2 separate regions of the Homo sapiens genome follow, and region 2 is linked to region 1. Evidence: chromatin contacts called from ENCODE Hi-C data. All regions are on one chromosome and are shown on one strand. Each heading gives the region's core, a stretch centred on a gene start or an enhancer-like site at or near the end of the contact. The rest is flanking DNA. Distances are from core to core; before and after follow the strand shown. Region 1 overlaps VGLL4 (vestigial like family member 4). Region 2 overlaps SYN2 (synapsin II).

Evidence for each region. Hi-C counts contacts between places; a loop is a spot of excess contacts on that map. Pooled maps may share reads with other maps.
Region 2: a map with no recorded cell type shows a loop between it and region 1 (5-fold over the local background). The contact joins two enhancer-like sites. A Hi-C loop is called at or near these places in 2 of 37 single-sample maps with no recorded cell type and 2 of 50 pooled maps.

What each region holds. Positions count from the first base shown.
Region 1 is chr3:11,597,772-11,602,454 of GRCh38, reverse strand. VGLL4 (vestigial like family member 4) reads left to right here. Exons shown (of 5, transcript NM_001128219.3): 2 at 433-622. Among named protein-coding and RNA genes, the nearest start is that of VGLL4, 44 kb to the left of the region's middle. RefSeq lists enhancers at 1-581, 270-709, 582-1,180 and a silencer at 1,566-1,860. Within about 2 kb of position 1,839, at least 29 of the 41 ENCODE cell types and tissues checked have a DNase peak (open chromatin) inside an H3K27ac peak, as active enhancers do.
Region 2 is chr3:12,184,870-12,189,741 of GRCh38, reverse strand. SYN2 (synapsin II) reads right to left here. Exons shown (of 13, transcript NM_133625.6): 12 at 2,130-2,373. Among named protein-coding and RNA genes, the nearest start is that of TIMP4, 28 kb to the right of the region's middle. RefSeq lists enhancers at 1,916-2,055, 2,256-2,365. Within about 2 kb of position 2,146, at least 17 of the 41 ENCODE cell types and tissues checked have a DNase peak (open chromatin) inside an H3K27ac peak, as active enhancers do.

The DNA of each region.
Region 1 (4,683 bases), core at 590-3,089:
AAAAAAACAGAACAAGCAGGAAAAGTGAGTTGGGCATAGTGGTTTCATGAATGCAGTGAGGTCATTCTCCTATCTGTATCGAGTGGAATACCCACACGTGAAAAGACCTTTGGTGTTTTAAATTAACTTTTGAAATTGTTTACAGAAAATGCTTTTTGCCTCCCCCCTGCTATTTTATTGCAACTTTTTATTTTAAACTCTACCCTAAAGAGTGACTGTGCTAGAAAACCACGTTGATGTAAAATGTCTCATGGTTGGCAGCTAACCACACTCAAACCATGTTCAGAGGATGGCAGGCGGCCCCGTCCCATTGCCAAAAACTTTCCACTGGGAGTAGTTTTGTAAGGGGCTGGCTGGGCGGGCGGGGAGCCTGGGGGACTGAGATGGGGGCCTTTCTCCTGCTTAGTGACTACATCATCTCTCTCTGCGTAGGCGAAGCTGCTCTCAGGGGAGAACCCAGAATACAGACCCTGCCGGTGGCCTCTGCCCTCAGCAGTCACCGCACCGGCCCTCCCCCAATCAGCCCCAGCAAGAGGAAGTTCAGCATGGAGCCAGGTGACGAGGACCTAGACTGTGACAACGACCACGTCTCCAAAATGAGTCGCATCTTCAACCCCCATCTGTGAGTTCCTCTGTTCTTATTTTGGCTTAAGGGTGCTCCGTGCTGGGGCCTTATTTGTTTTGCAACTTTGTGCTAATTCTGATGTTATCATTTGCATACTTTATTTGAAAAGGATATTATTTACAAAAGAAAAATAGTATTCATCTGCCAAAAAGAAGGTAGTAAACTCATTTTGATAACTCGCGGTGAGGTGGAAGTCTGGCTTCCCTCCAGCCTACTTGTAGGACCTTCCGCATGTTAAACTCCATAGAAGTTAATGTCCCCTTAGAGCTTCTGCGAGCAGTCGAGTAGTCATCTGCTAAGCTTCGCTTTTTTTTGCCCATACATATTGATTGTTTTTAGGAGAATCAACATTTAGTGAATGTCACTGTGCACCAGACAAATAGAAGGGAAGCTCAGCACCTTTTTGACCAAGCAGACGTCTGTAAAGTTCTTACTCAGGAGTCTAGGATTGTACACACGAAGAAGTGTTCATCCCACCTTATGTGCCCCTGGTACAAACTTGGGACCTTCCCATAAAGGGAAGCCAGCTTCCTATGCTCATGACAAGGTGCCACTCACCACATCCAGCCAGTCCTTGATCTGCCACTGACACTGTCTACCTTCTTGACATGAATTGCTTCAACTCTTTGGGCCTCAGTTTTGTTATTTGTGAAACACGGGCTGAAACCACAGATCCCTGAATCTGTGCAACGTCACCATGTTTCCACTGGAAAAGCCTCCCGCTTCCGTGCACCCGGCTTCTCCCCTTTGCACTCTCCTCTCGGCACACACCCTCCTCGCAGAGGGAGAGGCTTCTCCCCAGTTTTCAGGACTTGGAGACGCCCCACCAGCTGCCCAGAGAGTCTACGGGTACAGTGGTGAGGGCGGTTGGTGTTCTTGGAGTTATCTTGCCAATCCTGGCAAGGTTGCACTGAGTATTGGAGGGAGTAGCTTTGTGTGTGCAGGTACAGAGGTCCTCCTCCTTCCCCCTTCCCAAGCGCTCACTCTAGCATGAGTCAGTGTTTCCTCATTATTCAAGATGCTCCAATTCCTGAGGGCACTGCTTTTTCCCCACAGGAATACCTTCCTGTGAGGGCTCCTCCTTGGAGGCAGAGTTTCCGCAGAGAGGTGGCCCAGCTCCCGCCTCTACTGCCTCAGCTCCAGCGTCCTCGCATTCCGCTCGTTCCAGTCAGCTTGGACTGTTGTGTTCAGTCATAAGACACTGACAGAGGTATTTATCCTCAAATAAATCACTGCAGTGTTAGTCAGAGGCTGAGCCTGCAGTCTGGAGCCCTGGAATTTGCTACCATCAGGAATCCAGCAGGAAGGCCCTGCAAACAGTGCACTCCGCAGGCAGGGCTAGCTTAACTCCTGGGTGCTCAGCTCTTGCAGTTCATTCTTTTATTCCCACGAATTTCTTATACTTTCCCATCTGCTTTTCCCAAACCCAAATAAGAACATTTGGTCTTTTTTTTTTTTTCTTTTTCTTTTCATAAGTAAGAAAGGGGAAGGCAGCCTGCAGACAAACATGCCTTAATTTAAATCCTGATTCTGCCACACAACAGCTGTGAGGCTTTGGACAAGTCACTTAATTTAGCTGGGCCCAGTATCCTTGACAGTGATATCCTTGTCATTGGACAATGACAATGACAATGATAATAGTTAATGTATAGAGCTATTACGAGGACTAGAGTTAAAATATGCAAAGAGCTTGGCATGGTATAGCACTTTGTTGATGGGGGTTGTTATTTTTATTCCATTGTTCAGATACTGGTTATGATGATAGAGAGTAAGAAAATATACATATGTATATATGGTGGATTTAATGTTTGATAGTATGTGCCTTTTAATCAAAATGCCTGGGTTCAATTCCCACTTTCTTTATCTTTCATCACAGATAATATTAATTCCTTCCTCATAGGATTATTGTAAGGACTTAAGAATGGTGCCTGGCAGATAGTAAGTACTCAGCTTTAGTCATTGTTAATATTATTATTAGAATATTAAAATGTTCAGAAAATAATTTTGTGGCTAGGCGCAGTGGCTCACACACCTGTAATCCTGGCACTTTGGGAGGCCAAGGTGGGTGGATCACCTGAGGCCAGGAGTTCGAGACCAGCCTAGGCAACATGGCAAAACCCTGTCTCTACTAAAATTACAAAAAACTAGCTGGGTGTGGTGGTGCATGCCTGTCATCCCAGCTACTCGGGAGGCTGAGGCATGAGAATCACTTGAACCTTGGAGGCAGAGCTTGCAGTGAGCCGAGATCGCGCCACTGCACTCAGCCTGGGTGACAGAGCGAGACTCTGTCTCAAAAAAAAAAAAGAAAATAATTTTGTAGCTCTCTTGGTGGCTAAAAATAAGACTTTGAGGTACGGGTCTGTGATGACACTATAAATAATTTTAAGTGTAAATAATAGAATCGCCAAATTTTATGTGCAAATCACAATTGACATTATTATGCAAAGTTTTAGGAAAATAGAAACAGGAGTAACCTCCTCTCTCAGACTCCCTTACACCAGCCAGGTGACTCCCCCCTCATTTTTCTTTTATTGTGGTAAAAAATATATATATTATAAAATGTATTTTCTTAAGTGTACAGTGTAAGGAGGAAAGGCGATTGGCGTGTGGTTAGGTCCTTCTGAGTGTTACTTGTTTACTGTGTGATAGTTATTTTAGTAACATTACCATTGTTTGTACTGTGTTTTCTAAGAGCCTAATGACAGATTTCACAGGCAGATTGGAAAGATGCTGCCTGTCTTACTTCTTCGTGTTGTAGGGTATTTAGTGCTGCTGTTTGATGAAATGTTTCCTATTTGGGCTATAGCATGCTCCCTCCTTTATATTTAATGCCTAAGAAGTTATCTGCAATAAATGACAGATTCATAATTATTTGAAAAGGAATAGCCTAGTGTATCTCTTTAAGGAGATTACAAAATGGTTTTTGTGCTTTATCTTCTTAGAGTTTGTTAATAACATGTAATGAAAATGTGATGTATTTTATCACTAAAGCAGTCATAATAATTCTGGGGAAAGGAGTGTTATTGGAAAAGAGTTTTGGCTGGGTGTGCTAGCTCATGCCTGTAATTCCAGCACTTTAGGAGGCTGAGGCAGGCAGATTGCTTGAGCCTAGGAGTTTGAGACCAGCCTGGGCAATATAGCAAGACCCCCATCTCTACAAAAAATTTTAAAAATTAGCTTGGCCTGGTGGAGTGTTCCTTTGCTCCCAGCTACTTGGGAGGCTGAGGTGGGAGGATAGCTTTAGCCCAGGAGTTTAAGACTGCAGTGAGGTGTGATCACACCACTGCACTCCAGCCAGGGTACAAAAGGGAGACCCTGCCTCTAAAAAAGGAAGGAAGGGAGAGAGAGAGAGGAAGAAAGAAAAAATAGTTTCGGTAGCTAGCTAACAAGGCCTGAAAGGTGCACGGTTTGGCTGCATTTTATTATAAGCATCATATGGAGACATTTTCTAGTAGAAAGATGGAGAGATCAGGTGGCTCTGAGCCAGAGTAAGAAGCAGCAGAGGCCGGGCGAGGTGGCTCGTGCCTGTAATCCTAGCACTTTGGGAGGCCAGGGTGGGCGGATCACATGAGGTCAGGAGTTTGAGACCAGACTGATCAATATGGTGAAACCCTGTCTGTACTAAAAATACAAAAAAAATTAGCTGGGTGTGGTGGTGTGCGCCTGTAGTCCCAGCTACTCAGGAGGCTGTGACAGGAGAATTGCCTGAATCCAGGTGGCAGAGGTTGCAGTGAGCCGAGATCATGCCGTTGCACTAGCCTGGGCAACAGAGCGAGATGATGTCTTATAAAAAAAAAAGGCAACAGAGAGTAAGACTGAGTTCTATCCAGTTTGATTTAGGGGAAGGGGAAAAAAAGAGAGGTTTCCTTAGTGATTTCTTCAGAATTTTGAAAATTAGAATTCCTGGGATTTTATTCCAGCCTCTTAGGACCTGGTGTATTTGAACTCATTATTAATTTTTTTGTTGATATTGTTACCGAACCACCAGGGGTTTGGTCTGGGTCCTGCTGCTCACCACACAGAAAGCCAATGACTGGGATGAGGAGTATTGCCAAGGA
Region 2 (4,872 bases), core at 897-3,396, 590 kb before region 1:
CAACCTCCGCCTCCCGGTTCAAGCGATTCTACTGCCTCAGCCTCCCAAGTAGCTGGGACTACAGATGGTTGCCACCATGCCCAGCTAATTTTTGTATTTTTAGTAGAGATGGGGTTTCACTTGGCCAGGCTGGTCCTGAACTCCTGACCTCATGATCCGTCCGCCTCTGCCTCCTAAAGTGCTGGGATTAGAGGCGTGAGCCACCGCACCCGGCAATTTCCCTGTTCTTAAAATGGATGTAGTAACCACCCTTGTAACCCTCCTCAGAAGAGCGCTAATATGAGGTCTATGGGGTTCAGGGTGTCCAGTGGCAAAAGAGATATATATCAGGCCTTTACAAGTTTCTTAGGGAGTTTTCTAATGAGAAAATCCAAACTACAACATTTTAGGGGCCTATTCTCCCCTTGAGAGACTAGTGGTTCACAGAGAAAAACCATGAAGCACAAGGCCATGGGGAGGCCCAGCCTGTACTCCAGGAGAGGACATGAGGTCTGGCTTCTCCAGCGGCCCAGCTTTTCTCCTTCTTGACTCCTACTCACTCCTGCTGCTTTCTGGCTCCAGAACTCTTCTCCTGGTGTCTTGGGACTCTCAGCCCTCCCTTAAATGCTGGGTGCAGCTCAGGAGAAACTCCCTTCTACAGAACTGTGAGCAGTCTCTCTCTGCCTGCAGTGACTGTGAACAGACACCCTGCCTTTCATTAGGGCTGGGAACGAGACCCAACACGCTGGCCTCTGGGAGTGGGGGCACTCCTCAGCCCGCACAGGCAGAGTACTGGGGATGAGCCTCCAGCTTCTCATCAGAGGTTGGCTCTATTCAACAGCTTCAGCCCAGAGGCAGTGACAATCCAAGGATCTGCCCTCACGCGGGGGCTAGAGTTGGCTAGTGGGAAGGCAGGAGGGATTAAAAAAAAGTCAGCAGGCAGGAAACAGCTGGGCTGAAGGGACATTATGTGGCAGGCAAGAGGCAAGAGGTGCCACTGGCCCGAGCTGGGGAGCAAGAGTGGGTGATGCCCCTCCCATCACACGGGACTGGAAGACCCAGAGAAAGTGACCATCTGGACACCTGAGCCCCGCAACCTTGGCTCTGCCACTAATTAGAGGAGTAGCTCGGCTTTGAGAAAAAAAAAAATTTTTCTTTGAGCAAAGTTTTTCTCATCTGCAATGACTACATGATCTCCTAGTGGCTCATTTCAACTCCAGAATTCTCCAGCCCCCTTTTCTCCCTCCCTGAAGAGTCATTTGTTGCCCGTCACCTCACTCTGAGAAGCAGGGGTGTATCACTACCATCCCCTTACCATCCCCCTAAGGCTACGGCTGTCTGTGCTGAAGGTGGTGACAGAAGTCTGCTGGGGACACTGCACAAGCAATCAGAGGCCTCTGTGGGAGAGAGGGCAGAACTGACCATCGTCCACATCCAGGTGCTGTCCCTCCCAAAGACAGCTCTGCTGCTTGCAGGGGTCTGTGCAGTGGGGCAGTGTGGAGGGGCTTCTAGGGTTGATTGCTGGGTGTGGGGGAACCCAAGAGGATGGAGTTCCTCAGCGTCTCTGCCTGGGAACTCCTCTGCTGCCCACACCAGAAACTGACCTCCTTTGGACAGAGCTGAAGGTAAAATGTTGAAATGGATTTAACTACTTCCCTCTTTTCATTCTGGGCAGCCTTACTGATTGCATACTCTGAACTGTGAGTCAGAGGCAGAAAGATTAAAAATTTTTTTTTACAAAGAAAGAAACACACACAAAGAAAAGGAATGGAAAAAAGAGTGGGAGACAGGGTTTAAAATAAACAAACCAAAACCTTAAGCTAGTACAAGACTAGAGAAGGGACAGTGACTCTGCCGTAGTGCCACTTCCCAGGAAGAAAGGGAAGGGGGTTGAATTTCTAGCTAAACTTTAGACTTTCACTTCCCTCTTTCCTCCCTTCTCCAGTGAACCCTAACCACTCCTTTAACCAAACACACACACACACACACACACAAAAACCAAAAACAAACTAACAAAAAAAAACCAAATCCCATCACAAAATATCTGTAGGAGGAGACCTGATTGAAGGTGATTTCTAGCAGCTCTGGAGCCCAAGGCCCACAGGAAGGGTAGGAGGAGGGGAGGGAGGAGCTGCTGAGTTGTCTCTTACTTGAGCTGTGGGTGAGGCTGGGGCTTCTGTGGTGGAGCAGCCAGGGGTGGCTGGGCCTCTGCCAGGGAGCTGCTGCTGGAGGGTGCATCTCCGTGGGTGGTGGGGCCGCCCGGCCGCTGAGGAGCCGAGGAGGAGGAAGAAGAGGAGGAAGAGGAGGAAGGTGGCAGTGATGGTCCAGGGGGGAGCCGGCGTGGAGGCAGCACCTTGCCTGGGGGCTGCATTCCTTGGGGTTGCCCAGGGCCCCCTAGGTTCAGTACAAGAAAAACTTCATAATTTAACCATATAAAAATGTTTCCTTATTAGAATTTATGCCTCAAAGGGTGTGGTTAGTTAATTACCCAAAGGATAAGCTCTATTCCAAGAAGCTGGAGTCTCTGAAGGGCCCTAAAGGGGGTCCTTGGTTAGCTATCCTTGTATATAGCCACTAAGTGCTTCTCCTCAGAAACGGAGCAACTCAGCCACAGCAGCAGTCAGCAGGACAAGGAGGAACCAGGGACGAGCGGCCCCGTCAGAGGCGCACTCTCTCACAGAGGGCCCTAGAATGCAGGGTCCTCTCCCCTCCTCTCTAGAGGTGTCTCAGGCACAGACCACCCTGCTCCAGGGTTTATTGGGAAGTCTCAAGTTCCACATGGCAGATGCAGGAGAGTGTGGTGGAGAGAGCACTGGATCTCAGAAATAGTCTACCAGTGACTCCCTGAGCAAGTCACCAAACTTCCCTGGGCCTTGGTTTTCCCAAACATAAAACTTTAAAAAGTGTAAGCCCTGGTCTTAGTTGTCTTTTAAGGGGTAGTGTTTCAAAGATAATAGGGTTGAGCAAGTTCTTCAAAAAGTATTCCGTACCTTATGATCACCTCGATGGTCACTGACATATGCTGTTTTATGGAGCTGCCCTTGGTCCTGCTCCAAGCCTGCGTGGGTCTGATTGCCAGGCCCACCATGCCCCACCAGGGCTTCATTTTAGCATTAACTCATGCCCACAACCAGGAGAAATCCATTCTTCCTAGGCACTGTTTTGCCTCTCAGTAATATCCTCAAGGGGTTCTAGCAGGATGAACCTCTCAGCCATGTGTGGTAGAATTCTCAAGACATCCAAACCCCACTCTCCCCTGGGGATGTTGTGGGTGCCATTTGGCAAATGAAAGCCCCCCTAAAAAGGAACAGCACACCCTCCTCCCAGCATGAAACACTAAACCATCTGGTGGCCTGGAGAGGAAAAAGGTCCTCCTTCCTCTGGGAGTTGACAGGCATTAAGGTGGTACCAGATTGCCTAGAGTTTGCTGAGGAGGGTCCCAACGCTTAGAAATCAAAAGCCATCCCCATTAGCACCTACTGACTAGTGGAAATGATGCACGACTGCCCTGGGAGGTCCAGTCTCTCAGCCTCAATCCCACAGTCCACATCCACGGGCCTGCTGGAGGGAGTGGACTTACAGAAACTCAGCACCAGCTAGTTGTATTATCACTTAGTTTTTAAGAAACACCAGAACATCTGCACCCTCTGGAGAGGCAGAACTGTATGTCTATGCCACTGTGCACCCATGACTATCCGCTCAGTTCCCCACTATAGGGCACAGAATACCCTTTATCATCTAACCAAATAATACCAGAGTTAGTTACAGAGAAATAAACACATACATAAATCAATGGAATTCTGCAGGTTTAAGAAGCTCCAAATTCAAATCAAATAACTAGTGAAGATGATAGATTAGCAGATTATTTCACATTAACCAGCTTTTGCCACTTCCAAAGTTTGGCATCATTTGCATTAGCATTCTCCTGTAAGGTAATACAGGTTAATAGCTCAGTCTCTTGCACCAGAAACCTGAGTGCTTTCCCATTTGTGCAGATACTTGGATAGCCAGAAACGTTACAACTTAACACTGAAGACAGATATAACTTTTCCTTTATTGCACATTAAGCTGTACAAGAGTCACAAAAGAGAGGTACTTCAATCATACTTCCAGCATTGGCTGAGGTTCTCCCAGTTGGATCAGTACAAAAAAAGGGGACAACGTCAGGAAAGAAATAGGTACAAAACACCTGAATGGCAATCCTATACTGTGACACAGATGTCCCCCAGGCCACAGAGTTGTCCCTAAGCATGCTGCCTGAGGGCACATAACAGTCAGGTTATGCTATCTGCTTGCATTTGGCAGTGGGAGCCCTAACCAATTTCTCCCCCACCTGAAAGACCTTGACTGACACCACCCTGTAGCCTGACTGAATTCAAATGGCAACTTTGCATTTGTGGCTCACAAATGACACATGAAAAGCACCAGATGTACACACTGATAACATGCAGAGAAGCAATACCACCGTCAGCTCATCGCTTGGACAAAAATATACGATAAAATAATGTATTCCTCCATTCTGGGAAATGTTACTTTATTCTATCGTTTCATCAGATTGGGAGGTATTTAAGGACCTGATTCTTATGCAACCCATCTGGAAGTGCAAATATGCATATATGTATATATTTACAACAGATCAACTACCATTATCAGCTGAGGGAGGGATTACAGATGACAACATTCACACTCAATGCATTTCTCTGTGGCCTCAGAATTTACCAGCAATCAAAGGAGAAACCAAGGCACAAGCCCCTGGATACGTAACTCTTGTTACATACCACCAACACTAGTTCCTTCTCAGATCTGGGAGTTCAGAACGGTGACATGACAGTATAGAGGTGGAAGGGAATGTAAAAATAGAGCCAGCAGCATTTCTTCTCAAAGGCAAGCTGC